Regions from separate parts of the Homo sapiens genome. Here region 1 is linked to region 2. A link is a loop called in an ENCODE intact Hi-C map of the cell type or tissue named here. Cell type or tissue: mammary epithelial cell. All regions are shown on one strand. Links, peaks and the distances in the headings refer to the core of each region. The heading gives the core; the rest is flanking DNA. Region 1 overlaps LOC105373421 (a long non-coding RNA gene). Region 2 overlaps TAF1B (TATA-box binding protein associated factor, RNA polymerase I subunit B).

The links. Peaks named below come from ENCODE experiments on the same cell type or tissue, not always from the same donor. Only the 100,000 strongest peaks of a DNase experiment are listed, where the experiment ranks them.
Region 1: a loop joins it to region 2, with 10 times the contacts of the local background. A loop is called at or near these places in 7 of 110 quality-filtered maps.

The regions. Positions count from the first base shown.
Region 1 is chr2:9,791,910-9,807,386 of GRCh38, reverse strand. LOC105373421 (a long non-coding RNA gene) reads left to right here. Exons shown (of 3, transcript XR_007086206.1): 2 at 1-1,693; 3 at 1,783-2,077. Among named protein-coding and RNA genes, the nearest start is that of TAF1B, 44 kb to the left of the region's middle. RefSeq lists a silencer at 6,273-6,567 and enhancers at 5,900-6,735, 6,736-7,571, 14,351-14,540. In mammary epithelial cell, for the core only: a CTCF peak has its summit at 7,533 (motif pointing left); DNase peaks (open chromatin) are centred at 4,136, 5,496, 6,096, 7,526 and 1 weaker place; H3K4me3 peaks cover 332 bases; H3K27ac peaks cover 3,241 bases.
Region 2 is chr2:9,908,334-9,923,810 of GRCh38, reverse strand. It overlaps TAF1B (TATA-box binding protein associated factor, RNA polymerase I subunit B), which reads right to left. Exons shown (of 15, transcript NM_005680.3): 10 at 12,898-13,075; 11 at 12,254-12,300; 12 at 10,562-10,652; 13 at 4,700-4,770; 14 at 3,991-4,213. Among named protein-coding and RNA genes, the nearest start is that of GRHL1, 36 kb to the left of the region's middle. RefSeq lists an enhancer at 5,882-6,383. In mammary epithelial cell, for the core only: a CTCF peak has its summit at 8,927; a DNase peak (open chromatin) is centred at 8,990; H3K27ac peaks cover 216 bases.

The sequences.
Region 1 (15,477 bases), core at 3,790-11,789, 120 kb after region 2:
GATGGATAACTAAGGCAGCACAACCCCCAGTCATTGTCTGAGGGCCACCCTGGGGGATGGAGCGAGTGCAGGCCAAGTGGATGCAGGGCCCACGGCCAGTTTCCAGGGTGAGCTGCAGGGCAAGCCGTGGGAAGCCCCAGAGGCAGACGCTGAGGGATGGGCACCCCAAGAGAGTCCAGGGATCCGAGGCCACCTGGGTGGAGCCCGGACAGCGTCTACTCCAGGGAGCAAAGCTGAGGCAGGAGCCGAGGGCTTTCCAGTGGATGTGGAGACTTCGGCTTACTCCCGCACTGACTTTATCCCATTTCTGAGCCTGTCGGCACGTGTAGAGCATTTTGGGCTCAGTTTCTCTAGAGACTAACTGTGGCCTCCCATGGGGTGGGGACAGGACAGTCTCCCGGCTGCATGGAATGGGATGCCGACCGAGGGACGGGCTCTCTCTTAAAGACTTGCCACCACACCTCTCTTGTCCATGCCAGGCTTCTGGGGTCCCCTCTGCTGCAGGTGCTTCGGGAGTCTCAGTGGTTCTTCAGGGCAAAGCTGGCCCTGACCGTGTGCTGCATGCCCGGAGGTCTGACATCGGTGCTGCTGAGTGGCCTGCCGTGGTTCTCTTGGTTTCCCATCTTGCAAAGAGTCGGTGAACTCTCACCTGCTCTTGTCTCCTCGTCTCTGTGCCCTGTCCTCCTGCGGGGCTTGGGAAACCATAGGTGATAAACACATGAGCCAATCTGCCATCTCCACTGGAGCCAATGCTCTTTCTGTGTTCCCATTGGCCTGCCTAGGACTGAGGTCAGCTCCAGGGTCAGAGGCAGGACTGGAGTTGGGTTCTAACTGAGGCAGAGACAGGGCTTGGGAGAAGAAATCAAGGTGGAGGGCAGAGGCTCCAGGTCTTTGCCAGGCTCACCTCAGAAGTGGGTGTGTCAGGCTGTCCAGAGTGGAGTGCACAGAAGCTGGGGCTTTGACAAGGGCAGGGTGACCAGTCCAGGCTGGCCTCAAAGGCAAGAGCTTGACTGCAGGGCCAGCAGGCGTGTGATGTGGGTGGGCCCTAAGGAGGCTGAGGGAGAGGATAAACTGTGAAGAGCCAGCAGCCCAGAAGCTAAATGCAGGGAGGCAGAGAAGACAGGAGAGATGGAGGCTTGCAGGACCTGGTGGTTGGGGAGGGCCAGTGACCAGGTGTTTAGAAGCAGCACCTCCTGTGATTGGGGCTGAGGGTGAACTCTGCTTTCAAGCAGAGGTGGTTTGTCGTGGGTCTTCCATGATGACACCAGGTCAAGGTAGGCTGTTAGCACTGAGGCCTGTGGGAAGGCGAGGCCCGTGGGCAGAGTCCCAGAATGGGAGGAAAATGAAGACAGCCACTGCAGGGACTTGGGTGTCATTCTGAAGGAAGCCACTTAATGGTAAATGGAGCAACAACATGGTAGCCTTTCCTCTGGGGGAGCCCAGAGACAAGGGGGGTCTGGGGAGGCAGGCAGGCAGGCAGGCAGGTCAGGCCAGGGAGGGGCTGTGCCCAGCAGGGAATGGATGGCACACTCCCTCCCAGAAAGGCTGCTGCAGGGCTCAGCACTCTGAACCTTAAAAGGTTTACCCAACAGAGCCTCCAGATGCTCAGAGTCTTGCAGGCTCAGAACAAGAATTGTCAACTTGCCAAGATGAATCTGTCTCTCGGGGGAGGACCCACACAGAACAAACGTTTGTGAGTGATGTATACAATTTATGTTGAGGCATGAATGTTAGAAGAACTGACTTTTTGCATAGGCATGACCAGAGCATTTTTCTTTCTAGGAAGCAGAAGTTTGCTTGGTAAACATGGAATCGGAACATGGGAATTGGGCCACTGGGATATTCAATTGCGTCAGACCATTGTAGCTGATACTCCTGGACAGAGGGGCTTTGCCAACTGGACAGATATATGAAGTGTTGCTGACCGAGCTCCTTGCTCTGTGTGGGAGGGATCTTGCCAGCTCCAGCCTTGGTGGGTCTCCTTTTTCTGTTTCCAAGCTTAAATAAGCACTTGGCTGTTCTGATTAGCACTTTTAAAAGCTGTGTTAATAAGTTCAATTAAAATAGAAGAATCTCTCATTCTGTCATATCGGGTTTTTTTAATTGCAAACCAATAAAACTTAAATGAACTTGAGCAAAAGTTAATTTATTGGAAGGATATATGGGAGACTGTACTAGGGTTCTCAAGAGAAACAGAGACTGAAGCAGACAGACAGACTGACTTTAACAATGATCTCACACAATTGTGGGGGCTGGCAAATCTGAAATTTGGCCAGCAGGCTGGCAGGCTGAACATTCAGGCGAGTTGATGTTGCAGCTTGAGTCCAAACTCAACAGGACGGCAGGTTGGAAACTCAGGCAGGACTTCTGTGTTGCAGTCTCAAGAATTCCTTCTTCAATTTATCTATCTCCTCTCAAATTTAAGTCCTGGAGGCTGGAAGTCTGAAATCAAGGTGTCAACAGGGTTGGTTCCTTCCAAGGGCTCTGAGGGAAGGGTCTGTTCCAGGCCCCTCTCCTCAGCTTGCAGATGGCCATCTTCACCTTTATGTGGCATTTTCCATGTATATGTTCCTGTGTCCACATTTCCCCTTTCTATAAGAGCACCAGCCATATTGGATCAGGAGCCCACTTACTGTTAACTAATTACATCTGCAATGATCCTAGTTCTAAACGAGGTCACATTCTGAGGTACTGGGGTTAGAACTTCCACATATGAGTTTTGAAGGAACCATCTTAGTTTGTTCAGGCTGCTATAATAAGATACCATAAATTGAGTAGCTTATAAATAGCAGACATTTATTTCTTGCAGTTCTGGAGGCTGGGAAGTCCAAGAACAAGATGCTGGTGGATGTGGTGGCTGGTGAGGGTCTGCTTTCTGACTCATACATGGCACCTTCTAGCTGTGTCCACACTTAGTGGAAGGGGGTATGGATGAGCTCCCTTGGCCCTCTTTGATAAGGGCACTAACCCCATTCACAAGGGCTCCACACCCTTGACCTAATCACCTCCTGAAGGCCCCACGCCTTATACCATCACATTGGAGGATAAAATTTCAACATATGAATTTTGAGGGGACATAAATATTCAGAGCACAGCAAGACAAATTAAACCATAACAGGCCCAGGTGTAGTCCAGGTGCAGTGGTTCACGCCTGTAATCCCAGCACTTTGGGAGGCCAAGGCAGGCAGATCATCAGAGATCAGGAGTTCGGGACCAGCCTGGCCAACATGGTGAAATCCCATCTCTGCTAAAAATACAAAAAGTAGCTGGGTGTGGTGGTGGGCGCCTGTAATCCTAGCTACTTGGGAGGCTGAGACAGGAGAATTGCTTGAACTCGGGAGGTGGAGGTTGCAGTGAGCCGAGATTGCACCATTGCACTCCAGCCTGGAAGACTCCATCTCAAAAAAAAAAAAAAAAAAGAGTTAGCCGGGTGTGGTGGTGCACACTTGTAATCCCAGCTACTCAGAAAGCTGAGAGGCAGGAGAATCACTTGAACCCAGGAGGCAGAGGTTGCAGTGAGCTGAGATCATGCCATTGCACTCCAGCATGGACAAAAAGAGTGAAACTCCATCTCAAAAAAGAAAAACAACAACAACAAAAAAACGCCATAACGGAACATAATTCAAATAATAACAGGAACCAAGTTCAGAGGGGGCTGGAACTCAGGCTTGGGCATGGCCAACACCCAGGATAATTCCAGAGGCTTTGGAGCAGGGATCGCAACCTCTGACTCAGAGCCCAGCAATCAGGGCAGGCAGCTGTCTCTTAGCCCCTCGAGAGGACTGAGGCACCGCAGCCAGTTTCTTTGTCCCTCTTTTCAATAGCCAGACTCCAGGAGGGAGCAGTGACTGACCAGGCTGCGTAGGAGCCTGTCCCTTACCTGCAAGTGGGTGGCAGGGGCAGGGGGCAGGTGGGGAGAGAGGGCCTCGAATGGTGGTCCCACCAGACCCTCTCCTGTGTGGAAGAGGTCATTCCAATTTTGCACCCTGGGATACTGATAGGAAGAGGAAATGCAGGCAGGTAGCGAATGTGGCCAGCCCTGCTTCTTGAGTGACTCTCCCACCTCTTCCTGGATGCTTAGGTGTTGATTCCATGGCCTAATTCTCAGAGAGCACGGGCAGATGTGGATGCTGAGGTGCACAGGTATTGGAGCTGTTGCCCAACGTCTGGCTGGGAGCCAAGAAGCCCAGGTGTCCCTGACAGTGCACCTTGAACCTGGGCCCGCCGTCTTATGTGGAGCAATCGGCCAAGTGTGTGCCGAAGACCTTCCAGTCCAAATGTCTACAGTGGCTGTGTGTGCAGAGAAAGCGCTGGGCTCGGTCCCTGGAGCCGTTTCTCTAGCTCTCACATTTCTTTTTCCCCATCCTCTTGTAAGAAACTAAGGCAGTGCCCTTTCCCGGCTTCAGGGGAAGAGCTGAGGCCAGGTTTCAGGTGGGCCACGGAGGAGAAAGTACTGGGCTCTCGGGACTTCTCTCCCAGGGCCCTAGAGGATGTGGCTGGCATTCCCCCTAGGGACAGCACCCTGCGCTGCCCAGATGCCTGTCCCCTCCTTGATGGGGAACACGGAGCTTTCCTGGGCTGCTGGCCTACCAATGCCAAGAGGCTGGCCCACAGCCCCTCCAGACACAGCCAAGAGCCTTGCCTGGAGCCCAGTGTCAGCTGCAGGGCCTGGGACATTTCCGAGGAATCAGAGGCAAGGATGCCAGAGCTACGAGGAGCCTTAGATTCAGAAACAAGGCTCAGAGAAGGCAGCACCTCAGATAACTGGCTCAGAGAAGGTGGCCCCTCAAACGCTGCACAGCCAGCCCCAGGCTGATCCCATGCCAAATCCCTGTTCCCTCAACATGGCTCAAACTGGAGTCCCTCTGGATCTGTTTGGGAGTCCAAAATTATTTAGAAAGACTTTTTTTTTTTTTTTTTGAGACAAAGTCTCTCTGTCACCCAGCCTGGAGTGCAGTGGTGTGATCTCGGCTCAATGCAACCTCTGCAACCTCTGCCTCCTGGGTTCATGCGATTCTCCTGCCTCAGCCTCCCAAGCAGCTGGGATTACAGGCATGTGCCACCATGCCCAGCTAATTTTTGTATTTTCAGTAGAGTCAGGGTTTCACTATGTTGGTCAGGCTGCTTTCGAACTCCTGACCTCAAGTGATCCGCCCGCCTTGGCCTCCCAAAGTGCTGGGATTACAGGCATGAGTCACCACGCCCGGCCTAGAAAGACTTAATTGTGAGTTTGTAATCCAAGAAAATAAATCTAAAAAGAATACTATTTGCTTATTCTGATCAGGCCGACAAACCCCCAGGAGCTGTCTGGGCTCCCAAGACCTGAGCTGCCTTGAGGTTGGAACTGTTTTAACTACGGCAGGCTCAGTGAGAGAAGAGCCGAGAAGCCGGCGACGACATGGCCCAGGGATGTGGTGGGGGAAGGGGCTGCAGTTCTGCGGGCTCTGAGGTCTGCGGGTTCCAGACAGCCTCAGGCAGCTCGCAGCCCTGTGATTCATGCCTCATCTTGGCTCAGCAAATGGAGCCCCAAGCCAGAGGCAGAATTTTCTAGGCTGTGTGGCAAGAGAACTGAGTGTGCGGAGGTTGGGGGTGGGGGCTTCTGCCAAGATAGGAGGCTCTGACTTCCCCAGGGCAGCAGGAGAGCCAGGTGCCTGGATGAAGCAGGGAGCAAGGCTCCGGGAGGTGGGCCCCGGGGCAGCCCTGCTGAAGCCCACCGTTTCTCCTGGGTCTGAAATGAGTCTATTTCCCTGAAAAGCAAACTGGAAGACTCACAAAGAGGAAACGGGCCTCGAACACACACACGGCACCCTCTGCCCTAGATCCCCATGTCTGCCATGTTTCTACATCCTCCCCGGGTGCTGTCTGCCCCCACCCACTGAGAGGCCAGCTTCCGGGAGAGCTCAGGGTCAGGCAGTGCCCAGGAAGCCCACCACAGCAGCCCTTTGAGCCCAGGGTGGAGGTTGAGTCTCTGTGCTGTTGGTCACGAATTCTGTTTGGGCTTCTGCGAAGGCATGCCTTGCCCCGCCCTGGAGGTGTCGACAGAGTGGCCGGGAAATTTAGGTCAGCTCTGGGCAAGTCCCTGCAGGTGGGATCTAGTGACAGGAGAGACGGGCCTGGCTGTCAGCCGTGAGCTCTGCTGGGGACTGAGCACCCACTCGGATGACACATCCCCATTTCCTGGGCCCGCCCAGAAACCCTTCCCCTGGAGACAATGCGCTGTGAGTGGGCGTGGGAGCTGAGGAGCCCCTGGACCCAGCACTGCTGTCCGACTGCAGGCTGCCGCTTTGCCCTCATTCCCTGGGGCCTGGACCGGCTCGGCTCGTGGGGCCCCCTGCCTCTGATTCTTCAGTCAGTGACTTCTCTGAAGTGCCGGTCCAGCTGACCTGGGACCCTCTGTGGGATCTCTGCTCAAAGCACAGGCCTCCTGCTCAAAAGCCCCCTCCTCGGAGAGGCCTTCCCTGGCTCCTCAGAGCACTCCGGCCCCTCCACCCCCACCAGCTGCACCGTCCCTTGGGATGTTCACAGCACAGACACAGGCACAGTCCCGGAGGGGGTGGCTACGTTGTGTTTGTTTGATGAGGAATAAATAAATGATGTTGGGTAAACCCTCCCAGTTAGTAGACTCCTCCTCTCACCCCCTGAAAGCTTAGACTAAGGGTCTCTTAGGCTTCTGCCAGTGAGGAGTCCAAAAGGGACAAGAGGCTTCAAAAAGAGGACAAGCCCCCAGTGGACTCCACTCAAGCTGGGCTCCGAGAGGCTTAGGAGGCTTCCAGGTTCCACTGGCAGTGGGTATGAAAATCCCTTTGCTACAAGTATTCTGAAGCCATGCCTGAATTTCTCCCATTCATTCACTCATTCATTCACTCTTCATTCATTCATTCATTCATTCATTCATTCATTCATTCATGCCTGCCTGCTCATCTATGCTTGAGTGGAACAGGCCCAGCTGATGTCCTGTGTGTACCCGGCACAGCTGCCACAGCTCCCAGCCCATCCACTCTGCCAGCCCACCTGGCCCCACAGGGCCAGGCCTGCAGGTGTCCTCTCCCAGGCAGGGGGCAGAGGAGGCAGCTCACTTCAAAGGGCCCCTGGCTTTGCCTGGGTCACAGTCTGGAGCTCCCCACTAAGAGCCGAGAAGCGTGGCCCTACAGAGGGTCCCAAAGCCTGAGGAAGGGAAGATAGGGAACTGCCCAGAATTGGGTAGCACTACTTCCCCATTTTACAGACGAGGAAACTACAACTTAGAGAGAAGAGGTTTCTGGCCCAAAGTCACACAAAGTCAAAATTGGACCCTGGTCAACATGGAAGGGGAGGGAGTGGAAAAGAGATGGCAGGGGAATGGAAGGGAAGGAAGAGAAAAGAAGTCTCTGGAATCGGCATGGGAAATGAAGAGACTCCCCCAAGGCCCTGTCCTCATTTACCCTCTGCGCCTGGCCCTTCCCTGCCCTGCCGGCTGGATGTCCAGGGACCCACCCAGCCCGACCTGCTCTCTGCCGCGCTGCTCACACTCGGCTGCTGTGCGCTCCTGCCCTCTGGTGGCAAGATCTGGAAGCGCGTTGTCACTGCATCCCAGCACCTCTAGAGGGGAAACTAGGAGCAAGTCAGTTCACCACCCACTGTGTGCAAGACACTGAGCTGGAGACCTAGGGAGGAGGGAACACAGCCCCGTTTCTGAGAGTGCAAAGTTTAGGGGACAAGACAGACAGGCAAACAGACCACGGCAACACAATGAGATAGGGACTTGGCTGGGGGAAGCTCAGGTTGTTTTAAACCTAAAACAAGCAGCCCCCAAATCTATGAGGAAGAGCCTGCCTAGCAGAAGGTCCCACCATGCCCAGGAACATTTGGGCAGCACCTGCTCTGAGGGCTCTGGGCTGCCTGGCTGGGGTGGGACAGACCCAGAGTCCTTTCTGATCTGTCTGCAGCGAGAGCCCTGGAGCCAGAGGGGACCCGAGGAGGTTTGCAGGCTGTGGTCTGGGCAGGAAGGAAGGGCTGAGGTCCCCACCCTTCTTCTCCCTTTCTTAACCTAGTGCAGACCCAGCTGAAGCCAGCCTCACAGGGTTAACAAGAACTGCGGACAGTCATATAGCTATAATTAAGCATTCATCAGGCTGTACTTTGACCCACTTCCTTGTAACCAAAAGTCACGTAGCCCTAGGTACGGACAGTTCACATCCCCATGGTTCCTATTGATAGGATCTCTGACCTTAGAATCATAGGAATTTTGTTTAAGAATTGCTTAAGCAGATCCTGAATTCCATCAGAACAGCTGATGCCAACCAGCTCGAAGACCCCCACAGAGGAACGGAATCCGCGTGACAGTGAGGTTTCTTCATCTCCTTGTCCCGTGACTGCACTCTTCGACCAATCAAGGACCTCCACACTTTGACCCACTTCAAAACCCTTAAAAATTCGAGCCCCGAACTCCCTGGGGAGATGATGGATTGGGGGTTTCCTCCCATCTCCTCACTTGGTGGCCCTGCATTGATTAGACCTCTCTCTCTGCTGCAATGCGGCATCTTGCATATTGACTTCCTGCACGGGTCAGGCCATGAACCTATTACGGTTCCAGAGCTTCAGGCTGGAGAGGCAGAGTGACAAGAGGGTTCAGTAGAAGGCTGGGAGCCAGACTGCCTGGGGTCTTAACAGCAATTGCGTCCTCTGGGCTTCAGTTTTCTCTTGTGTGAAAAGGTAATAAGAACAGTGCCCACCTCTGAGGGTCGCCCTGAGGGTTAAACACACTGATACAGAGAAAGTGGGCAGAATGGTGTTTGGCCCATGGTCAGGGCTGATCATATCTGCTCTTGCCAATAATGCCAACTCACCAGCATCCAGCCCTCCTTTCTTTGGAAGAGTTTCCCATCTCACTCTCATGGCAGATAGTACCACCCAGAGTAGGTGCAGAGGCCCAGAGAGAGGAGGTGTCTCACGTGAGGTCACTGGGCGAGCAGCAACTGTGTTGAGCCTGGCACCCAGGCCTCTGGGCCTAGAGGTTGCAGCCTGGATTCCCAGCCCCCTTGTGTACCTTCTGGGCATCCCTGACTTCCGAGTCCCTGAACTGCCCTCCTCAGTGAGGAGTCTACTTTGCTACTTATTAACAGACTCTCTCACAGGACTGCTGGGCAGGTGCAGCCAGTTTCAGAGTCGCAGCATCCATAGCATTTGCTGAAGCATTGGCTACAGGCAACACCTGTATTGCATTTGTCTTCCTGGAAGATAATGAGCTCTAAAGCTTCACTGTGAAAAGTGTGGTCCCTGAGCCAGCAGCATTGGCCTCACCTGGGAGCTGGTTAGAACTGCACAATCATAGGCCCCTCCCAGACCTACAGAACTGGAATCTGCAGTTTAATGAGAGCCCCAGGCAGTATGTGTGCACCTTACCGATTGCCAGGGAAGGGTGTCTTAAGCAAATGGACTAAAGTGGGAGAATGAACTGTAGATGTGTCCACCGAGCCTGCCCTGGGCAGCACATGTGCCGGCACCCGTGCCAGGGTCTGGGAATTCTTGGGGGAGTCGGCCGAGGTCAGCGCCTTCAGGGAGTCCCCAGCTCCTGCTGTTAGCAGGTCTTCACGCGACCGCACATGCTGGCCAGACAGTGCTGGGAGGGAAGGAATAAAGGCCACGGGGGCCTGTCTGCTCGGAAGAGTCAGAATCTGGGCTGAAACTTGAGGGAAGAACCGGATAGGCCAGGCAGACGTGGGGGAGGGCCTTCCAGAAAGGGGACTCCCTGTACCAATTCCTGAGCTGGGTGTTTTCAGAGAAATGGGTACTTTGCAGACCTTACCCTAATACTTCCAGGTGCTGAGGCAAGAGTAGAATTGGAGGCCCACCTACTCTAAGTCTAAATATCTGCAAGTCATATAGCTGACAAACTATTAAATAAAATGTGTTCCAGCCTCTTATAAATATGCCTTCACAAGGATCTGGAAGGCCAGCTTTAAATTTAGTATTTTTGGACTCCTGGGAGTTCGGCACTACAACACAATGGTGTGGGGTGGGCCAGCCCCACCTGCCCCCTTCTGCTCTGTACCCTAAGTATGCACACATTCATGCATACATGCTGTGTCCCAGCCTGCCATCGTCCACATCCCCTTGTCCCACGAACAGCTGCCCCATGGGATATGCAAACCAGGTCAGCCTCAGGAGGGCAGACCCTGGGAAGAAGTTCAAGAAGGCCCTGGAAATGTGGGGAGGAGCATGGGCTCTGGGAGGGCACACCCCTTGACCTCATGAGAGGACCCCAGCTGAAGGGGCTCTGTGACGCTTAAAGTATGACACACCCTCAATTTTAAGACACATTTCAGAGACACATGTACTATATTTGCTGTCCAAAAGCCTTCTGGTTCTCTGACCATAAGAATTTGTTTAAACCTAATGTTTCATTGAATCTCTACATCAATTTGGGAATTATTAATAATAGGAACAATTTAAAATCTTCCCCATGTTGAATCTTGCAATCCATACACATAGGACGTCTTTCTGTTTATTTAGTTCTTTAATTTCTTTCAGTGAGGTTTTGTAATTTCCACGTAAAAGCCTTGCATCGTTTTGCTAAGCATTTTTATATTTGTTCCCCCTTTTACATCTTGAAAACCCTCTGTGAAGGCAGCATGGCGGTCATTATTAACCACACTGTGTAGAAGGTCAGAGAGGTTAAGAAACCTCAATTAGCAAGGGGCAATGCTGGGACTGGAGCTCTCATCCTCAGCCCCCTGGCAGAACCGGGCCTGGCCTTGCTCTGGTGAGGGTGACTTGTTCTAGCCCCTGCTATGTGTGTCCCTCTCCACCAGGACGACTGCTGAGCAGGTCCCAGCCTCCCTTCCCCCACTGACTGGAGAGAGGGGCTGGATGCTCGGGGGGTCCTCCAGGCAGGAGCAGGCAAGGGAGGGGAGCCTCTGGTTGTAACCAGGGATTCTCAGCCTTGGCTTTAATGGAAATCACCTGAGCGCTTTAAAAACTACCAGTGTCCAGACTCCACCTCAGACCAATTCAAGTCAACCTCCTACAGCCAGGGCCAGGGAACCTGTGATGATCCAAGTTGTTTAGCTGAGTGAGCAGCCAGGCTGGGAACCACAGGTGAGATGTGGGAGTTGGCTCAGTCAGTCCTGACCCATCCACGCCACCGGAGCAAGCGTTGAGGAAGGCAGGGCAGCCTGGGAGGGGAGTTCAGGTTTTATCTATTTAGAGTGTAGGTCTCTGTTGCTCAGGCTGGAGGGCAGTGGCTCAGTCATGGCTCACTGCAGCCTCAAGCTCCTGGGCTCAGGCAATCCTCCTGCCTCAACCTCTCAAGTAGCTGGGGGGACCACAAGCACGCGCTACCACTCCTGGCTAATTTTATTTTTCGTTTTTGTAGAGACAGGGTCTTGCTATGTTTCCCAGGTTGGTCTCAAACTCCTGGCCTCAAGTGATGCTCCCGCCTTGGCCTCCCAAAGCACTGGGATTACAGGCATGAGCCACTGTGCCCAGCCCAGAGCCCGGACTTTAGGCTTACACTCCAGGCTGCAGTCCCAGGTGTGAATCTCCAGGTGTGAGTCCCAGGTAAGTTCTGTGACCTTGGCTACTTCATGTCTCTGAGCCTCAACCTACCTATCTGTAAGACAGAGACAATAACACCTGCCTTGAGAGGTGGGGTCTGGTCCTCCGAGCCTAGGCTGGCCTGTGTAGGGTACAGCAAGGTGACTGTGCCAGCCTAGACTGGGCCTGGACTTTACAAGGATTGGTGGTTTCCACCTTGGTCTCTTGAAGCCAAGTTCAACCCTCAGGTGTGGAGAGGCCCTGAGAGTCCATGGAGAGGGACAAGGACCCAGTCACTTCCTCGTCCTGCTGAGCAGCCAGCATGAGGGCAGCTGTCTGAGACCTTCCAGGCCAGCCCCTCCGCCAGCTGCACACCACTTAGTGACCCCAGTCAATGCCACAAGGAGCAGAAAATTGCTCAGTCCAGCCCCACTGAATTCCTAACCCACAACATTGTGAGACTGAATAAAACGGGGCCGTGTGTTACGTGACTGGAGGGAACTGTGACATCTGTGATTGAGTCACCTTCACATCTCATACATCAGAAACCAAAGACAGGTGTGTTGACCTTTGTCCTCTGGGCACTTGCAGGCTCCCCTCCTGCCCGATGGGATGCGCCAGGGTTGTGTCCCCAACTCTGCAGCTGGCTGTTGTGGCCACAGCTGTTCAGATAGGCACCCCGGGCCCAGCTCCACTTCTGGCAAGTCTCTCCTCATTGTTCTGGGTTCATCCTGTCTGTTAGTGGGGAAGGCCTGTCCACCTTAATATTACAGAGGCTGACTGCATGGTGGGCACTGAGCTAGGCCCAGGGCACTGGGGGGCCACAGCTTGGAGAAAAACAGATGCAAACCCTCCCCCTAGAGCTTGTAACCGTGTGAGACGGACTGACGTTAAACAGGTAAAATGTAAGTACAGATGGACGCCAAAGAAGACAACAACACACTGGGGCCTTCTCGAGGGTGGAGGGAGGGAGGGAGGGCGGCGAGAAAGAAAAAACCACCTACTGTGCTTATTACCTGGGTGGCAAAATAATCCATACACCAAGCCCCCATGACACGCAATTTGCCTATATAACAAACCTGAACATGTACTCCTAAACCTAAAATACAAGTTTTTTAAGAAGTGGACAAAATGCAAATAACGCCACCATTGGCAGCTCTGAGAAGGTTGTGAAGGAAGGGCGATCTGGGGCTGAGTCTCACGGGGGCCTCGACCTGCTGCCCCAGGGGTGAGGGTGTCAGGGTGGGCTGGGCTGAGCTGAGAAAGGGGAACAGGGTTACTGGGTAGAGGGCAGAGAGTGTCCTAGGCCAGGGGAAGAGGGAGCTCAAAAGCAGTGAGGGATGGAGGAAGATGGGTGACCGGTCCAACACACACAGAGGGGAGATCAGAGATGGGGGAGAGGGTGGCAGGCAGAGCGGGAGGCCCTGCAGTGCGGTGGGCAGGGGGTGCCCTGGTGAGGGCTTGGGCCTTGGGCTTAAGGACAACAAGAAGCCATTGAAGAGCTTTAGGCCGGGGCGACCACGGCAGGTCTGTGCTCCTGACTGTCCTCTGGGTGGTCAAGGTCAAATCAGAAGGTAGATGAGAAATTGCTTTGAAAAGTACAAAATGGAATACAAATATAAGGTGCGAGTGGTATGAGGGACAGATGTCAGTGAAGGGCACGGGCTGGGAGTCCGGGGAGCTGGTTCTCCACTTAGATGCACCCCACCCCTCCCTGTGGACCTCAGCATTCCCATCTGTGGAGTGGGCGTGGCTCCAGCTCAGAAGCGCCTCACCTGGACCAGGTCTCCATGTTGGCTGCACCTGACCTCACATCCCCAGCTGCGAATAGGCTGCTTACCTGACTGCCTGTGAGGAGAGTGAGGCTGAGGGGCAGCAACTTACCCGAGCAGAGGGAGCAGGCTCAGCCCCTCACTATTTCCTGGCTCAGAAGGAGGAACAGGCAACACGCAGGGCCACAGACTTGGCCGCACTGCTGGGCTTGAGCCTGGCTCTGCCACTCCCGAGCTGTGGCACTTTGGGCTGGTTAATTAACATCTCCGTGCGTATGCGTCCTCTTTTGTGCCATGATGACAATGGTGCCTGTGTCAGTCTGTTCTCACACTGCTATAAAGAAATACCCGAGACCAGTCAAGGAAAGAGGTTTAATTGACTCACAGTTCTGCATGGCTGGGGAGGCCTCAGGAAACTTAGAATCATGGTGGAAGGAGGAGCCAACACCTTCTTCACAGGGCGGCAGGAGAGAGAGAGAGTGAGCAAAAGCAGGGAAAACTGCCCTATAAAACCATCAGGTCTCATGAGAACTCACTTGCTATCAGGAGAACAGCAGGGGGAAACTGTCCCCATGATCCAGTCACCCCCCACCCTCCCCACGTGGGGATTACAATTCAAGATGAGATTTGGGTGGGGACATAGAGCCAAGGAAGGTCAGTGCCCACCTCACAGGGCTGATGCAGAGTTTAACTGAGAGCAGCAGCTGGCACCTAGGAAGCCCCGCGTGTGCTGTTTGTCCCTTAGCCTCAGGGGGCAGGGAGGCCTTCCCCTCATGGAGAGCATGAGTCCTGTGGGGGCCCCGAGCTCTGTCCGGATGCAGCAGCTGCAGGTTATTTATTTTTGAGACAGTCTCCTCTGTCACCCAGGCTGAAGCGCAGTGGCACCATCTCAGCTCACTGCAGCCTCTGCCTCCCAGTTCAAGCAATTCTCCTGCCTCAGCCTCCTGAGTAGCTGGGACTACAGGTGCGTGCCACCACACCTGGCTAATTTTTTCTATTTTTAGTGGAGATGGGGTTTCACTGTTTGCCAGGATGGTCTCGATCTCCTGACCTCGTGATCTGCCCGCCTTGGCCTCCCAAAGTGCTGGGATTACAGGCGTGAGCCACCGCGCCCGGCCACTGCAGGTTATTTTTAACTGAGGAGGCTCTGCCAGCCCTTGCTGTGAGGTTATTTTGAGCACAGCTGCGGCTGTGCTGGGCTGTCCGGATGTTTTTGAGGAGGAAGCAGGTCCGCAGTGCGGAAGAGCCTGGGAAACCCCCTATGTCCAGAGGGTCCCCCCTTCTCCACTCTGGAAACAACAAAGCCATCTGAGGGTGGTCAAGGCGAGGCAGGATTTCCCCTTTTGGGGAGGGGCCCTCACTTCCCCCAAGGGCTTGTATATCCCGAAGCCAGGTTCGCAGGTCTGGCTGGGGGCTGGTTAGGCAGCGGAAGATCATCTTCCATGGGAATCCCAGGGCACTGTGTCCCCACCACCTTTTATTTTATTTTTTTTGCCACAGAGTCTCGCTCTGTCACCCAGGCTGGAGTGCAGTGGCACAATCTCGGTTCACTGCAACCTCTGCCTCCTGGGTTCAAGCGATTCTCTTGCCTCAGCCTCCTGTGTAGCTAGGACTACAGGTGTGTGCCACCACACTCAACTAATTTTTGTATTTTTATTAGAGATGGGTTTCACCATGTTGGTCAGGCTGGTCTCGAACTCCTGACCCCAAGTGATCCACCCACCACGACCTCCCAAAGTGTTGGGATTACAGGCATGAGCCACTGTGCCTGGGCTGTCCCTACCTTCTTTAGGTGTCACTCAGATGCCTGGACCCTGGAAACCTGGGTTGTGTCCACTCAGCCCTCCTAGCTCCACGGCTGGAGAAGGCTCAAAGTCTTGCCCAAGTTTGCCGAGTTCCCAGGACCGCTGCAGCCTCTGGGCTCTGTTCCCTCAGGAATTCTGCCCAGGTGTAAATCTCAGCCCCTCTCAGTGCTTCTCTCCTGACAAGAAGACCTCCCTGGGCAGCACTGACCACCTCCACACTGTGCAGTGGGCACAGCTGCCCAGTACTGAGGGCTCTTCCCCACCGCCCAGCCTTCTCCATCATCCCGTGCTCTGTCTCCCCCTGTTACCCTCCTCCCCCATCTCAGGGGCCTCCTCTACCCCTGCCCTGCTTAGGAACAAAAATAGCAGATTGTCCCCTTGGTCTT
Region 2 (15,477 bases), core at 4,505-12,504:
AAAATCATTGACATGACCAATGCAAAGGAATCGATTACCTCAGACATGGCGCTGACCCTGGGTTGGGGTTCTGGCCTTTCCCCGTGGCTGCTATTAAGCAGTGCCACTCTTAAATCAATTTTTTTTTTTTTGAGACAGAGTTTCGCTCTTGTTGCCCAGGCTGGAGTGCAATGGCGTGATCTCGGCTCACTGCAACCTCCACCTCCTGGGTTCAAGTGATTCGCCTGCCTCAGCCTACCAAGTAGCTGGGATTACAGGCATGCGCCACCACATCCAGCTAATTTTGTATTTTTAGTAGAGACAGGGGTTTCTCCATGTTGGTCAGGCTGGTCTCGAACTCCAGACCTCAGGTGATCTGCCCGCCTTGGCCTCCCAAAGTGCTGGGATTACAGGTGTGAACCACCGTGCCCGGCCAACAGTGCCACTCTTTAATCGTTGTAGATGCAGCTCAACTTTTTTTTTAAGCAGCAAATCTTAATATAGACAACTTTATCATCTCCCACTGTATTTTCTACAGTTCAATTATCTTTGATTGATACCAACTTAAGAAATAATTTTTTTTTTTTTTTTTTTGAGATGGAGTCTTGCTCTGTCGCCCAGGCTGGAGTGCAGTGGTGTGCTCTCAGCTCACTGCAACCAATGCCTCCCGGGTTCAAGTGATTCTCATGCCTCAGCCTCCCGAGTAGATTATACACGTGCACCACCACACCCGGCTAATTTTGTATTTTTAGTAGAGGCAGGGTTTTGCCATGTTGGCTAGGTTGGTCTCGAACTCCTGGACTCAAGTGATCCACCTGCCTCAGCCTCCCTAAGTGCTAGGATTACAGGTGGAGCCACCAAGCCCAGACCAGGAAATAACATTAGTTAACAGAAAATTAGCTTTGTTTAAAATAATAATGGTCATACTTATGTTTGATTGAGTACTTACTATGTGACACACATCAAATACCTCATTCAATTCTCACAAGAACTTGGGGTAGGCCCTATTTTCCATTCATTCATTCAATAAATACTTGGTGGGCACCTAGTCTGTGCTAGGCCCTGGTCTAGCCGCTGGGATTTTTCATTAAATAAAACAGAGTCCTCCTTACATTCTAGTAGTCCTTACATTCTCAAGGCCCTTACATTCTAGTGTGGGGAGATGGATAAATAAGCAAAATAAATATATAATAATATATTCTATTAAATAGTGATGAAAACTACAAAGAAAAATGAAATAGGCCAGGGGACAGAGAATAATGAGGGGTGTTGGGGGAATGATTGGTGCTATTTTAGGCAGGATGGCTGAGAAAAATCTCTCCAAGGAAGTGAAATTTGAGCAAAAACCTGAAAGAAGTGAGCCCATGTGGATACATGGGGGAAAGAACATTCTAGGCAGGAGGCAGAGCAGGTACAAAGGCCCATGTGGGGAGTGTCTGGTAAGCTCAAGGAGCAGCTGGGAGGTCACTCTGAACATAGGGTGACAGCAAGGAGGTCAGAGGACAGCAGAGGGAAGGTCAAGAGGGCCGTGTTGGCTCCACAATGTTTTTTGGGTCTTCCTTTCAATGAGATGGGAGCCACTGAAGGTTTTGAGAAGAGGAAAAGATCAGTATTATCCCCACATTTACAACTGGGTCAGCACAGCTGTAGAGAAGTGAGTAACCTTCCTACAATTAGCAAGTGGCAGACTTAGGATAGAAACAGCCCGATTCTATGATTCTATAGCAAGTCCTCTTAGCTACTAGAAAATTTCCTCTTGGGCAATTTCTATGTCAATATGGGGATGAGATTACTTTAAATATAGTCACAATGAGAAAAGCCTTTATGCTTTTATTTTTCACACGTTAATTACTGAGAACTTTAGTGAGGGAATATTAGTCTAGTCTTTTTATTTTTAACAGGAAGACACTGAAAGGTAAAGTAACTTCAAAGTCACAGAACTATTTTATTGAATGGCCTTTTCGCTATTATTATATAAAACGGAACTAAAAGTTAAAATAGGCAAGGAGAAAAAAACTTCATGGCATAGCCTGAATCTTTTTAGTTTTTCTCCTCAAACTTTATTATAAAAAATTTCAATCATACAGCAAAGTTGAAAGAATTTTATGGTAAACACCTGTATACCCCACTGATTATCTCTGTAATTTTTAATCCATATACTCCTCTCTACAGCTATTAAGACACTACAGAAGGAAAGTGGGGAAAACATACTCTTATTAAAAAAATCTTCTCTTCAAGTGGACTTGGAAAACAAACTTCCTGAGTTACCTTTGTATCTATCTAGGACTTAGGATAATGACTTATTTTTATCAAGTACTCAAAAAATACTTTTGGAGTTGATTTTCAGTACAATTAAAGAAAAACGAATGTGCTCTGGGGAGTAATATGTTCTTCACTATCTACTGCCTGAGGAAATTTTCTGAGTCATATGAAAATAGATGGCTGGGCGCAGTGGCTCACACCTGTAATCCCAGCACTTTGGGAGGCTGGGGCAGGAGGACTGCTTGAGCTCAGGCATTTGAGACCAACCTGGGCAGCATAGGGAGACCCTCGTCTCTGCAAAAAATAAAAAATTAGCTGGGTATGGTGGTGCACACGTGTAGTTCCAGCTACTTGGAAGGCTGAGGTGGGAGGATTGCTTGAGCCTAGGAAGTTGAGGCTGCAGTGAGCCATTATCGTGCCACTGTACTCCAGCTTGGGTGACACAGCAAGACCTCATAAATTACTTAAGAATTTACACTGTATTATTCCAATATCGACCGTTTATAGGGAATATATAACTCTTCTGAAAAAATAAAGCAAAAATAAGAAGGCAGCCTATTACTAAGCCGGAAGTCTAAGAGCCAGTATGCCACAGAGCCGATCATTAATTAAACCTGATGAAGTCAAAAGCCTGTGTCTTACTATTTAGACATACAAGTTTTCCACTATGTCCTACACAGATTCCTCTCCTCAGTGCAGCTTCCCATCTTTAGTCCTATTTTATCCAGACCCAATAACCATAAAAGCGCGTGTTGTTTTCTAGACTTCACATGCCCACACTCGACAGATACGAGGACAGAACATAAAACATGAAATCAAGGGGACAAAGTTGAATGAAGATCAGAGTATTTCACTGACCAAGTATCTCCCTGCAGATTTTTTATTAGTTGTAAGGGGAAACATAGTAACTACACTGTGGAAAAACGACACAGCACCTTGACTGGGTGATCACTATTAACACCTGAGGGGCAAATGGACCCCCCGCCCCCCGCCCCAGTCTACAGACGCCATACCCTGAGAAATGATACCCTGAGGAGGACACGGCACTTGTTTTGGCCAGGGATGCAGAACCTGAATCTAAACATGAGGAACCATCACAACCATACTCAGAAACATTGTGTAACATCACTGACATTTCTGAAAAATACAGCTCAATGTCATGAAAGACAAAGAAAGGCTGAGGGACAATCAGATTAAAGGAGACCGAAGAGATAAAATCAATCAATGCCATACCTACTCCTGAACTTGATCCTGCTATAAAAGGACACTGGGGGTCTAATGAGAAAATTGGAATATGGACTGTGGGTGAGATAAAGGTATCGTATCAGTATTAAGTTTCCTGAGTTTGATAACTGTACTGTGGTCACTTAAGAGAATATCCTTATTTTTAGGAAATACTTAAGGAAGTATTAAGAGGTAGAAAGACATGATAAAGGTAACTGACTCAGAGAAGTGATATGTACTAAAAAATACAGCACATTCTCCTGATCAGCATTTACAGCCACTTCTATTGCTTGCCTGCCACACTGCAGGTTAATTTAGCTAGAGGGGATAGTTTGTGCTAATTGCCCTGTATCCTCTTTCTTGATTTTTACCAGCTTTCCTAGAACTCCTACACAAGACTCAATGTATAATTCTGATTTTCGTGACTTTAAGCTCACCAGCTTCTAATTCCAACAAAAAACCTATCTGGCTCTTATACAGTCAACTACTTCAATTATATGTGACTTTTTCTAAAAGCATTATTACCATCTGCAGAATTTCTGTGTACTAAGCCAATATAATGAATTCTTAGTCAGCAGTGATTGGCCTTTCTCTTTCAGGACTCCCTGAAGGCTGTGTCCATGGAAACACGTTCTATCAGTGTCCTCTTCAGTCCAGTTGAACTGAAAACTTGAAGGGCTTTTTTTTCCAGCAGTTGCTGTTGACTCGACCAGTGTGCTAAATTGTTTCTGTAGATTCACCACCATTTCTGGAACCGGAGAAAAAAAGGAAACAAAATAACAAGTAATGTTAAATCACAAATAAAGCCTGGAATTTACTTGATAGGAATGTACCAATATTGGTTCCTTAGTTTTCGCAGATGTACCACAGTAATGTAACAGGATAACGTTAAGGGAAAATGAAACTGGATGAGGTGCATGGGGGAAACCTTACTTCAAAAAGAATGTACAGTCTAAAAGGAATTCTATAAGCAAAGAATTTCCAAAATCATAACGATTTAGGATTTTAGATTTTGGCAGGAACTGAGGCTCTGTTTTGAAGAACGACATATTCCTGAAGTAGATTCCTGCAGAGATTTCTTGCAGAGTATGATGCTCCTTTGGATGTACATGTGCCCTGGAACATTTGTTTAAAAAAAGTAAAAAACTTAAGCATTCAACATTTCAAGTCCAGATATTTAATTTTTCTACAACTGTGTTGCTACTTGGTATTAAAAAGACAAAATTTGACTTACCTCTTTTTTTATATGCTACTGGTTTGTCGACAAATGAGTAGTAGAGTGGCTTTTCACTTTTCCACAGGTACCTGTACAAGGTAAAGAAACAGCTGGAGCAGGACGGAGATGAAACGGACATAAACACATTGTCTGAAGCACTATCTGAGATTTCTGATATTTCGTTATAGCTCTGGCTTGGAATGGCCTACTGGCACATGTCTATATTGCCTATTGAACTTAGGCCCTAGAAGGAACCACTGACCAACAGCCCAGGCCAAGAGAATGGTGTGCTCCTCTCAAAAGCCACCCAGATGCTGTGACATCTTGAAGAAGCTATTAATTATACAAAAAACATAGAAACTGTTTCCTTCACCATAAATTTCCCTTGCTGCTCATTCTCATAAAGTGAAGCTACCTCAGAAACAACTGTTCCTCATTGCCTTTGTCCCAATGCCTTTTTGCTGAGAGTTGTTAGTAGTACTTCTGATTCTGATAACTTACACACAGTGAACAGTAAATGCGTCTCTCTGGCATCTGATGCCAGGAAATCTATTCTATTCCTGGTGTAAAGGAGAGGAAAAGACTGGATTCCAGGATGACACAGTCCCAGTAGTCCCTGTTCTGACTCAGCCTATTCTTGCCAAGGGAAGGATGGCCAGGGAGTTTCCACTGTAAAATGGGGATCCTGGATTGCTCTGGCTCTTGGGGTTCCCTCCAGGACAAACACTAAGAGCCATCTAAGGTTCCTACAGATGAGGGTGATCAGTTCCAGACTCCAAAAGGAAGTGACATGTTCTATTTCTAGTTCTAGTGGCTGTTGCTAAACTTTGCCAAGCAGACGCTGCTGCTCTGGAACAAAGACAACAAGGTTCATTCTTGGTCTCATTTTTATTATTTCTGTGTTCCCTAGAGCAGAGAACTTTCATAACTTATAATAATTTTAAAAATCCACCTTCTTCTTAATCCCAGGCCATTTTCTTATTTTGAAAGACACTGTGGCAACAAGAAAGAGTACTGAATCAGAAGACCTGGCTCCACCATTTTCTTTTTTTTTTTTTGAGACGGAGTCTCGCTCTGTCGCCCAGGCTGGAGTGCAGTGGTGGGATCTCGGCTCACTGCAAGCTCCGCCTCCCGGGTTCACGCCATTCTCCTGCCTCAGCCTCCCAAGTAGCTGGGACTACAGGCGCCCGCCACTACGCCCGGCTAATTTTTTGTATTTTTAGTAGAGACGGGGTTTCACCGTTTTAGCCGGGATGGTCTCAATCTCCTGACCTCGTGATCCGCCCGCCTCGGCCTCCCAAAGTGCTGGGATTACAGGCGTGAGCCACCGCGCCCGGCCGGCTCCACCATTTTCTAGTGGCATGACCTTGAATGACAAATTATGGAGGTTCTTAAAGGCAGAGACTGTCTCAGCCATCCTTATGCCCCTAGTGTTGTCAGGGAGTGGTAGAGAGTAGGAACTCATTTAAACATTTGTTGAAGAATAATTGGGTGAATAAATGAACAAAGAAATGAATTTAGCATCTCTAAACTTATCCTCTACTTTCACAGGGTTATTCTGAAGAATAAGATGCTGTATGTATTGGTTCTTTAAATCCTATACAATAATTAGAATTATTATTAGTACTTGACAAAGTGCCTGGCTAGTAGATACTCAAGAAATATCTGTGAACTTTCCAGAAAAACAGATTAAAAATAGGAAGCCAGAAATACAAATATTTTAAAAATCTGTAGCATCTATAATAATTTCTCACCATTTATTTTTAATACTAGGAAGTAATACGTATATAAAAGCACACATTTTTAACAATATTTTAGTAATATCATTTAGCAAATAATCATTTTAACCGATTTAAGAACTGATTTTTTCAAGAATTTTAAAAAATACTTGATCAAGTCAGTAAAATCATGACTATACATAAAACAGATGTTGACTTTTTATTTTGAATTTCTGCAATGATATTAAATGTTAAGAACAGAAAGGAGTCGGGCGCAGTGGCTCATGCCTGTAATCCCAGCACTTTGGGAGGCTGAGGTGGGAGGATCACCTGAGGTTGGGAGTTTGAGACCAGCCTGACCAACATGGAGAAACCCCGTCTCTTTAGTAAATACAAAATTAGTTGGGCATGGTGGCACATGCCTGTAATCTCAGCTACTTGGGAGGCTGAGGCAGAAGAACTGCTTGAACCCGGGAGGCGGAAGTTGCGGTGGGCCGAGATCGTGTCATTGCACTCCAGCACTCCAGCCTGGGCAACAAGAGCAAAAATCCATCTCAAAAAAAAAAAAAAAAAAGAACAGAAAGGAAATTTTTCTAATCATTAGGTAGCAGTAGAGATGTAATTAATGTTATACAGGAGATGGTTTCCTGAAAATCATGTGAAACTAAACTTTAGTGAACCATACCACATTTAAAATATATCAGAGAGTTTGTCATTTAATGTTATGGTAAATGAGTTAGCGATTCTTTAAAATATATTTTTTTGCCATTAATTTTCTTAAATAATAAAATCTCAAAGGATAAAGAAGTTCCCTGAACAGTCTAATCCCAATCCCTGGGCACACTCACTGTTAAACATTCCTTGTGAATACCTAATCTAAATGGAAGTTTCTTATGCATTTACAGTAAATGCCTACACAAGTGGCAATCATGCCACAGATCAAGAAAGCATTATGATGCCCTTGGGGTGATATGCCCCAAGAATGGGAAAGGTGATCTAAAATAAAAATACTCTTAAGTGTTCAGATACCTGAAATGAAAGCTTCTTCCAAAATTGACTTTACCTTGCCTGCCTTTTCTCATTACATAAAACTACAAAAGGAGACACATCACAAACCATGTTTTCCAGTTACATGTTATCTATATATTTCTCTCTTGTCTGTCTGCATATGTTTCCTCATTTTTAAAAATTAAGGTATAATTTACATTCAGTAAAATTTACTCTTTTCAGTGTAGTTCTGCTAGCACTGACAAACACATACAGTTGCATGTGTGTACTCACCACAATTACTACGTAGAACAGTTCCATCACTCCAAAATATCTCCCACATCCCTTGACAGTCAACCCTTGATCTCAGGCAACTACTGGTCTGTTTTTCTGTCCCCATAGTTTAGCCTTTTCCAGAATGTCATATAAATGGAATCATAGCATAAGTAACCTTTTGAGTCTTTCACATAGCATAATGCATTTAAGATTCACTCATATTGCTGGATGCATAAGAAGTCTGTACTGCTAAATGGTATTCCACTGTACGGATACAACAGTTTAGCTAGTCACCAGTTGAAGAACATGTGGTTTGTTGCCAGTTTTTGGCAATTATGAATGAAACCATTAGAAACATTCCTATGCAGATTTTTGTGTGAGCTTGTTTTCATTTCATTAGGGTAAATATCTAGGAGTGAAAAACACTGGATAACATAATAAATGTATGTTTAACTTTGAGAAACTGACAACTTTTCAAAATAGCGGTACCATTTTGAATTCCCACACTGGGAATGATCAGTTTTTGTTTTTGTTTTGTTTTGAACCATTCTAATTGGTATATAATGATATGTCATTGTCGTTTTAATTTGCATTTCCCTATTAATGATGTTAAACATCTTTTCACATGCCATCTTGATATCATCTTTGGTAAAACGTCTTTTCAAATATTTTGCCCATTTAAAAAAATGGAGTTTTTTTCTTATTGCCTAAAAATTCTTTATATACTCTAGATACAAATCTTTAAACGGATATGTGATTTGCATTTAATTTCTCCTCGTCTGTAGCTTCTTATTCGTTTAAGTTCTTTTGTGGAGCAGAGGTTCTTACTTCTGATGAAGTCCAATTTACCAATTTTTTTTCTTTTATAGATCATGCTTTTGGTGTCACATCTAAGAAATTTCTGCCTAACCCAAAAGGGAAGGCAAAAATTAGCAGTGAACTCAAATTAAAACCATAATGAGATATCACTATACACCAATTAGGGCATAGAGATTTTCTGCACAGGCTTAATTTTTCTCCATGTTCTTCTCAACATCTTCTATAACAGCTAGAAGTCATCAAAGTAGCCTCTTACGCTGTTTTAGGTTTTCAACTATTGTTTATTAGTGTTTTTCATAATCTCATGCATAGGAACCCATGCTCAGATATAGAAAATGTTTTAATAATTTTCATCTGACAACATGGATGATAATATTCAGAGAAACAAAGAGAAAAATTAGACATGTATGTCAACATGGGGGTGGGGAAGGGTGAAACCGACAGGTGGCCACCACGCACTGAGCTCTGGGCCTGAGCAGCAGTTGGTAGTGCTTCGCATATTACTCAGCAGTGACTCACACTGCACGTGTGTGTCAGCCCTCAGCACATACTCTAGGAAGAAGGACCTTGGAAACGGGTCCCCTCGACAGCCTCCACCTTGGGGCCCGGTACCTCCCTGGAAAGTGCCATTTTATAACCAGACTTACTTTCTTTGGCCAATAAATTATTCCCTAAAGTAGCTAAAAGCCGGTAAGTCTTAAATGTGCAACTGACATAACACTGCAATAATGAACTGGGCCTCCAAGAGCTATGTTTAAAGTGTAGGTTGGTGTCTGGCTTGGGGTAAGGAAAGCCCTGTCACCACTGAGACCCCAGGGAGGAATGGCCCCTAGGCACCCAGTCCTTAGGATCCGTCAGGACTAACCCCAGCTAGCACCACAGAAAGGAAGGCTGATTCTCCAAAATGACCTAAGACACATAACAAAATCTTGTTCCTGCTGCTATTCTTGTGCCCACTGAGAGCCACTGACTGAAGAGTCACTCCTTCTCTGATGAGGAGGCAGGGAGCCTGGTTTCCTGGGAATCCATGGGCTGTTGGGATAAATTCACCTCCACCCCTCTTCTTCATTGTGCATCAATCCTGCCTACTGAGAGGGAACCTGTCACACTTCCCTGCTATGGAAAGGATCATCTCCACAGTGCCTTTTCTACCCCAAGAGTCTGTTTTTCTATTTAAAAGCCCTCTGAAATTTAGAGGAAAAATAATCTAGTTCTACTCTCATACTGGAAAATTGGGTCTTAATTACAGTATATAAGTGGGCATTATTATGTCTATTTTACTGATGAAGAAATAGGAGCTGAACAAATTCTCATTTCAACTAATATGGGGAACCTTGATTTTTCTCAAAGGATATAAAATTACTGAGTCGAATTAGTATTACTGTAAATTTACATTAAATACAGAGATGTTACCTTTTTCTTCAAAGCCTCAAAGAGACTCAGACTCAGCAAAAGGTTAAGTAACTGGCCCATGGGCACACAGCTAGCTTGTAATGCAGACAGGATTCAAACCTAGCGCTGCTTATGCTCTCTTCTACCCTACCACAATGAGCCCACATCAGAATGACAGTTCAAAGAAAGGCAGTGACACTGGCTGAATCAAATGGACTTGCTATCTGCTTTCCTTTGTTTTAATTTTCACAGGGATCTTTATTTTGGGGGAACATTCCAATTACATATGTTGCAAGGTAACATTTGTAATCTTTTTAATATTGGGAAGCATAGATGAGAAATGACTAAATTTGAGAAAGGGGAAGAGGGAGGAGTATTAGAAATATAGGCAAGTCTCATGCAAATTATAAAAAGTTAAATTATAAAAAGTATACTGTGGTATCCTGCATTGGATCATGGAACAGAAAGAGGACATTAATAAAAACACTGGTGAAATCCACATCAAATCTAAACTTTGATTAATAGTAATGTAAAAAAGAGAAAAGTTAATTAGAGTGTAGGGCTAATATTTCCAGAAAAAAAAGTCACAATGTAGATAAGTGTATACTGATGAAGCTTCAGCTTTCAAATGTAAAGTAACAGACACAGAAGTAAGGCAGGTGCATCTAAACCAGGAAGGAGAACATACTTGGCCCTTGCTTCTTCCCATTTTTGTTTTTTCTCATCAAAAGCTTTCTTCATAATTTGGTACCACTTTCTGAAATCAAACCATGGCTTATCTGAAAGAAATAAAATCCAAGATTATTAACCAAATAAACCACACTATAATAATATACATTGTTCATCTGAGTTTTCATTAATTGACTGCACTGGGCAGTTGGTGTGAGTGTGTGATCAAGATGTAGACATTAGAGAGACAACAGAACTGAATGCAGTAAAGTATAAAAACTCACTCCTCACTCTTTCACTCCATACAGGGATTATTCTCCATTATTCTCTGGCGAAGGCAGTCTCTTTCCATGCCTAACTAAAAATCTTTTCAACTGGTCAATATGATAATTGTTTAATCCAATATGACCTTGTAGACCATACAGCCACAGAAGAGAGGAAACTACCGAAAGAACTGTAAGAACAGAGGAAAACTATAGTAATCAATAGAACTCACGGTTCTTGGACCTGGAGTAAATCACAACTTTTCTAAACCTCAATCTCCCCATCAATAATGCTGGGGGCAGGGGATGGTGATTAGCAGACAGAGCAGAGAGAAATGACAGTGATCTTTGCCCTGCTGACAGCATGGATTTATTTTGAGGCTTACAGGGAGACAGGTCAAAGCGCTCTGTTTATTCTACATGTCTACGTAGTAAATTATCATCTTTTAGCATTAGAGGGGATGTTAGAAGACAGCTAGTTCAACCTTTCACTCTACATAGAAGCCAACATGAGCAATGTACAGAAAGTAGTATTTTATTTTGCACATATTCTGGAAAGAACACACAAACTGATTGCTTCCAATAAATTCAAGCCTCTAAAACCAATGAACATAAATCCTAATGAGAACAGAACATTAAGAAACTGGAATTGAATTTAATAATCCACATATTCACCACACTTCACTGAGTTGCTCTTAGGCTAGTCACTATGTTAGGCACTAAAGATACATTAAAAGAAAAAAAAAAAAAGATATGATCCCTCCCTCCAGAAGCTCACACTTCACTTGTCTATCTGTCTATCACTTATAAAGTACTTATTAGATGCCAGATACTCTTCTAAGCACTTTACAAATATTGGCAATCTAATAGGGACAGACGTACTTAGGCCATTAGTTAGACCTCAAGGCACTAAACATCTAGCAAAAGTCTGAACAAGAGTGACTGCGGCAGGAGTTATTAGTTCTGATTTGGGAAGAGGTGAAGCATTGTGAAGTGGATAGGTGTGAAGACCAGACAGAAGAGTGGTGTTTATGCTGCATCTTCAAGAATAAAGAGGCATTTGCCAGGGACTGAACAGGAGTTGGGGTAAGAAGGAAAGAGCATTTCAGATAGAGGGACCAACAAGAGCAAAGGCTGAAAGCATCAGAATCGACAGGATGGTCACAAAGCTGCCTGTAAATTCATGATCTAGCATGGCTGGTGAGTAGAAGTTGGGAATACAAAGCAGCCTGGTCTTACATATAATACGGACTCACTGATATTTTTTAGTACCCTAGAGATACAAGTAGGTAATTATATGAAAAAACAATACTGGTACAATATACAATTTGTATACATGTGTTTATGTGTATATGTGTATTTTTCAAAGTTGTTTGCCTACATTTATTCCATCTTTTAATCTATCATCTATAACCACTTTGAATTTGAATGATAAAAAATTAAAATACCTTTTTTGTTCTTTTCATTATGCTTTTCAGCAAGATTAGACAAAGACCTGGAGATAACAATAAACAAATCAATTTATTTAGAAGTCATGTATTTGGAAAGATAAATTCTGAATTCTTCTGAGAGAAAAGTGTAGAACAGTATTTGAAATTGATACCATGTTTTAATGGAGAAGCAATCACTGAAACAGAGGAGGAGACACTATAAATACTGTCACTCTTTGTTGGCATCTGGGAGGGGTGACATATTAAGATTCCTTTACTTTCTAAAATAATCTTTGAGAACACATATTGCCAGGAGCCTAAAGGGATATAGATAGAGATTTATGAAGATACTTTAAAACTAGGAAATCAGTGGAGCAATGAGGAACATTGCTACCTAAAGAATAACAGGTATAAAACATGATCAAACAACTGACAACCAGCTGAGTCAAAGTACTGTGTAAGAAATAATTGTGACTACTAGTCAATGTTCTGTAACAATTGAGAGTCTCCATTTTTTGAGATAACATATAATTAGGTAAATACAGTACAAATTTTTTCTTTAGCTCTTTTTTTAAAGTGTCTTCATGACATTTAAAGCTTTCTTAAAAAACTAAGATCAGCACCATAAAATGTTACTTGTCATAAAATTGACGTACACTTACCACTCGAAACTGTCATCCAATAGAAAGAGCAGTTTCAATACCACCACAATGATAGCTACAGCTTGTACATCGTACTTAACAGTTTTTGCCATTTTAGCTATAGGATCAAATGTCAGAAAATCCACTTCTCCCATTCCAGTCATTTTTACCACGTGGCAAGTTAAGCTATGCATTTCATCTGAAGAACAAAACAGTAAAATGTAAATTATTTGCCAACTAGACCATCCCCAATGTATATATCCATAAAATAACCTTTATCTTAAAACACGACACTATGCAAGAACTCAGAGACCCACATTTTGTGAATAAAACATCAAAACATGGCATCCATATAGAAAAATGAATGGTAGAATCTTAAAACGGCGTATCATTCCCTATTCCGACTTCCTAAAACATCTACTATTTCTAGGACACATCCTGGCATCTGGCAGCCACATACCAGTTGTTTCATCCACATCTCTTGTCTGTGTTTCTATAGCAGTGTTTGCTCACCTAAAACTAACTCCCTTATGAGACCAAAAGCTTCTCTAGCAATGTATGTGCACTGGCTGGCATCCTGGCTAGCACACTGGAAGCCCTCAACAACTGTTTAACTAGATATATTGCTTTCCTAAAGAAATTATATGTTCAGCATAGACTACACCTATTACTCAAGACTGAATAATGTGGGACTTGGAACCAGAAAACCTAGGACCTATATTTAAGCTTTCCAATCACTAGCTTTGTGACTCTTGGATCAGAGTCACTTAGCCTCAGTTTCTTCACTTGTAAAATGGGTTATAATGAGAATAAATTGAGGTTATGTTCAAGTGAATAGACTTTGAAAACTAAACAAAAAATTTCTGTACTTCCCAATCTAAGTATGTAAGCTGTGACCACACAATTTCAAGTATGACAGCCATTTTTTATAAGAGATAATGAGCTTGCATGGAACTGAACTGAATCTTCTACATGCATTCAGTCACCATGTCCTGTTAATTCCATTCTCTCAATGTGGCATATAGTACCATGGTTGAGAATAGACTATGGAACCAAACTGCCTGGACTAGAGTCCCTGCTCCATCACTTACTAGCTCTGTGACCGTGGACATGTTATACAACCTTTCTGTGCCTCAGTTTTTAAACAATCTATCTAAAATAGGAATAAGAATAGTACCTGCTTCATAGCTGTTGTGAAGACTAAATTAATGAATATACCTAAGGCACTTGGATCAGTGCTGACTGCTTTCCAATCCATCCCCTTTCTTCCCGTCACTGTTGCTCCTTAGGCCACCCTTATAACTGCTCTCCCTTTCTCTAGTCTTACTCTCCTGTGGCCCAATCATCGTATTCCCCTGCTCTCATGAACTCACTAAAGCTTTTAGCTCCCAGCCTAATCTCCATAGTTCCCCCAAACAAGCCATATTCTCACTTGCCTCTCTGCTTTGCACAGCTACTTTTGCCCCTTTGCCTAGAAAGCCAGTTTCTTTCCCCCATTCCTCATCTCAGGCTCTGCCTGGCTGAAGCTCACTCATCTTAGAGAACTTGGTTATACCAGTGACCTCCTCTAAGAACAGACATGATACCACAGCCTCCTGTGACTGGCCCTCTTCTGAGTGCTAAAGCAGATGTCCTGGCATGTACCCTTCTATTGCACAGTTAAGGGTTTATCTTTCTGTTTCCCTCTTAAACTTGAGGGTGACTCAATCTTGTTTTATTTGTCTTCCTAACTGCTACAACCCACACATAATTCGTACTAATTACACGTTTATGATAAAGAATAAAACACAAAATTAATTTCTTTCTTGAAACATTTAAGTAAAAAAGTTTTGCTGATTAAAAAATGCTTTGTTAACATAGAAACAGAACACATATAACAATGATAATTCAAAATATCGCATCAAAGTATTTTTCTGTCTACCAGATTCTGGTAGCTTGGCTCAGGTTTTCACTTGGCTTTTATTCTTCCAACAAACATTTATTGAGCAACTAGTGTGTTCTGGGTACTTAAGACACAGACACAGTCCTCTTCCTCAAGTCCTTTTCCTAATGAGAATGCAGTATGCTACAGGCTATGACAAACATGGGATGGTGCTTTCAGGAAATGCAAACAGTCCAACAAGGCTTTAGTGTTGAATGTGAAGAGGCTGGCAGAGCCAGACAGTGCAGGTCTTTGTGAGGCAGAGAATTTGGACTATTATACTATTAAGATAATTTCAATTTACAGGTGTCACCTGAATTTACTCCTGGGCTTCATTCAGATGCAAAAAGATTAGGAGATAGAGAATTAAGCTCAATTCAACAAGCATTTACTGAGTGTCTACTAGGTACAAGATACTGTGCATTAATATAATGGAGGAAATTAGAGAAATGAATGATAGGACTCTTGCACTCAAACATGTACACTTCAAACATGGAAAAAATTAATTTTAAAATACCTTCACTAAAATTTTAACCATTATCTATATTGGGTTGTAGAAGCTACAGTCTCTTCTCAGATAATTTAAAAATCAAAACCATATTAGTATTATTATTCTAAAAAAATGACATTTCTTGAAATATTTCTCTTCTTTTAAAATTAATATCTTGGCCAGGCGTGGT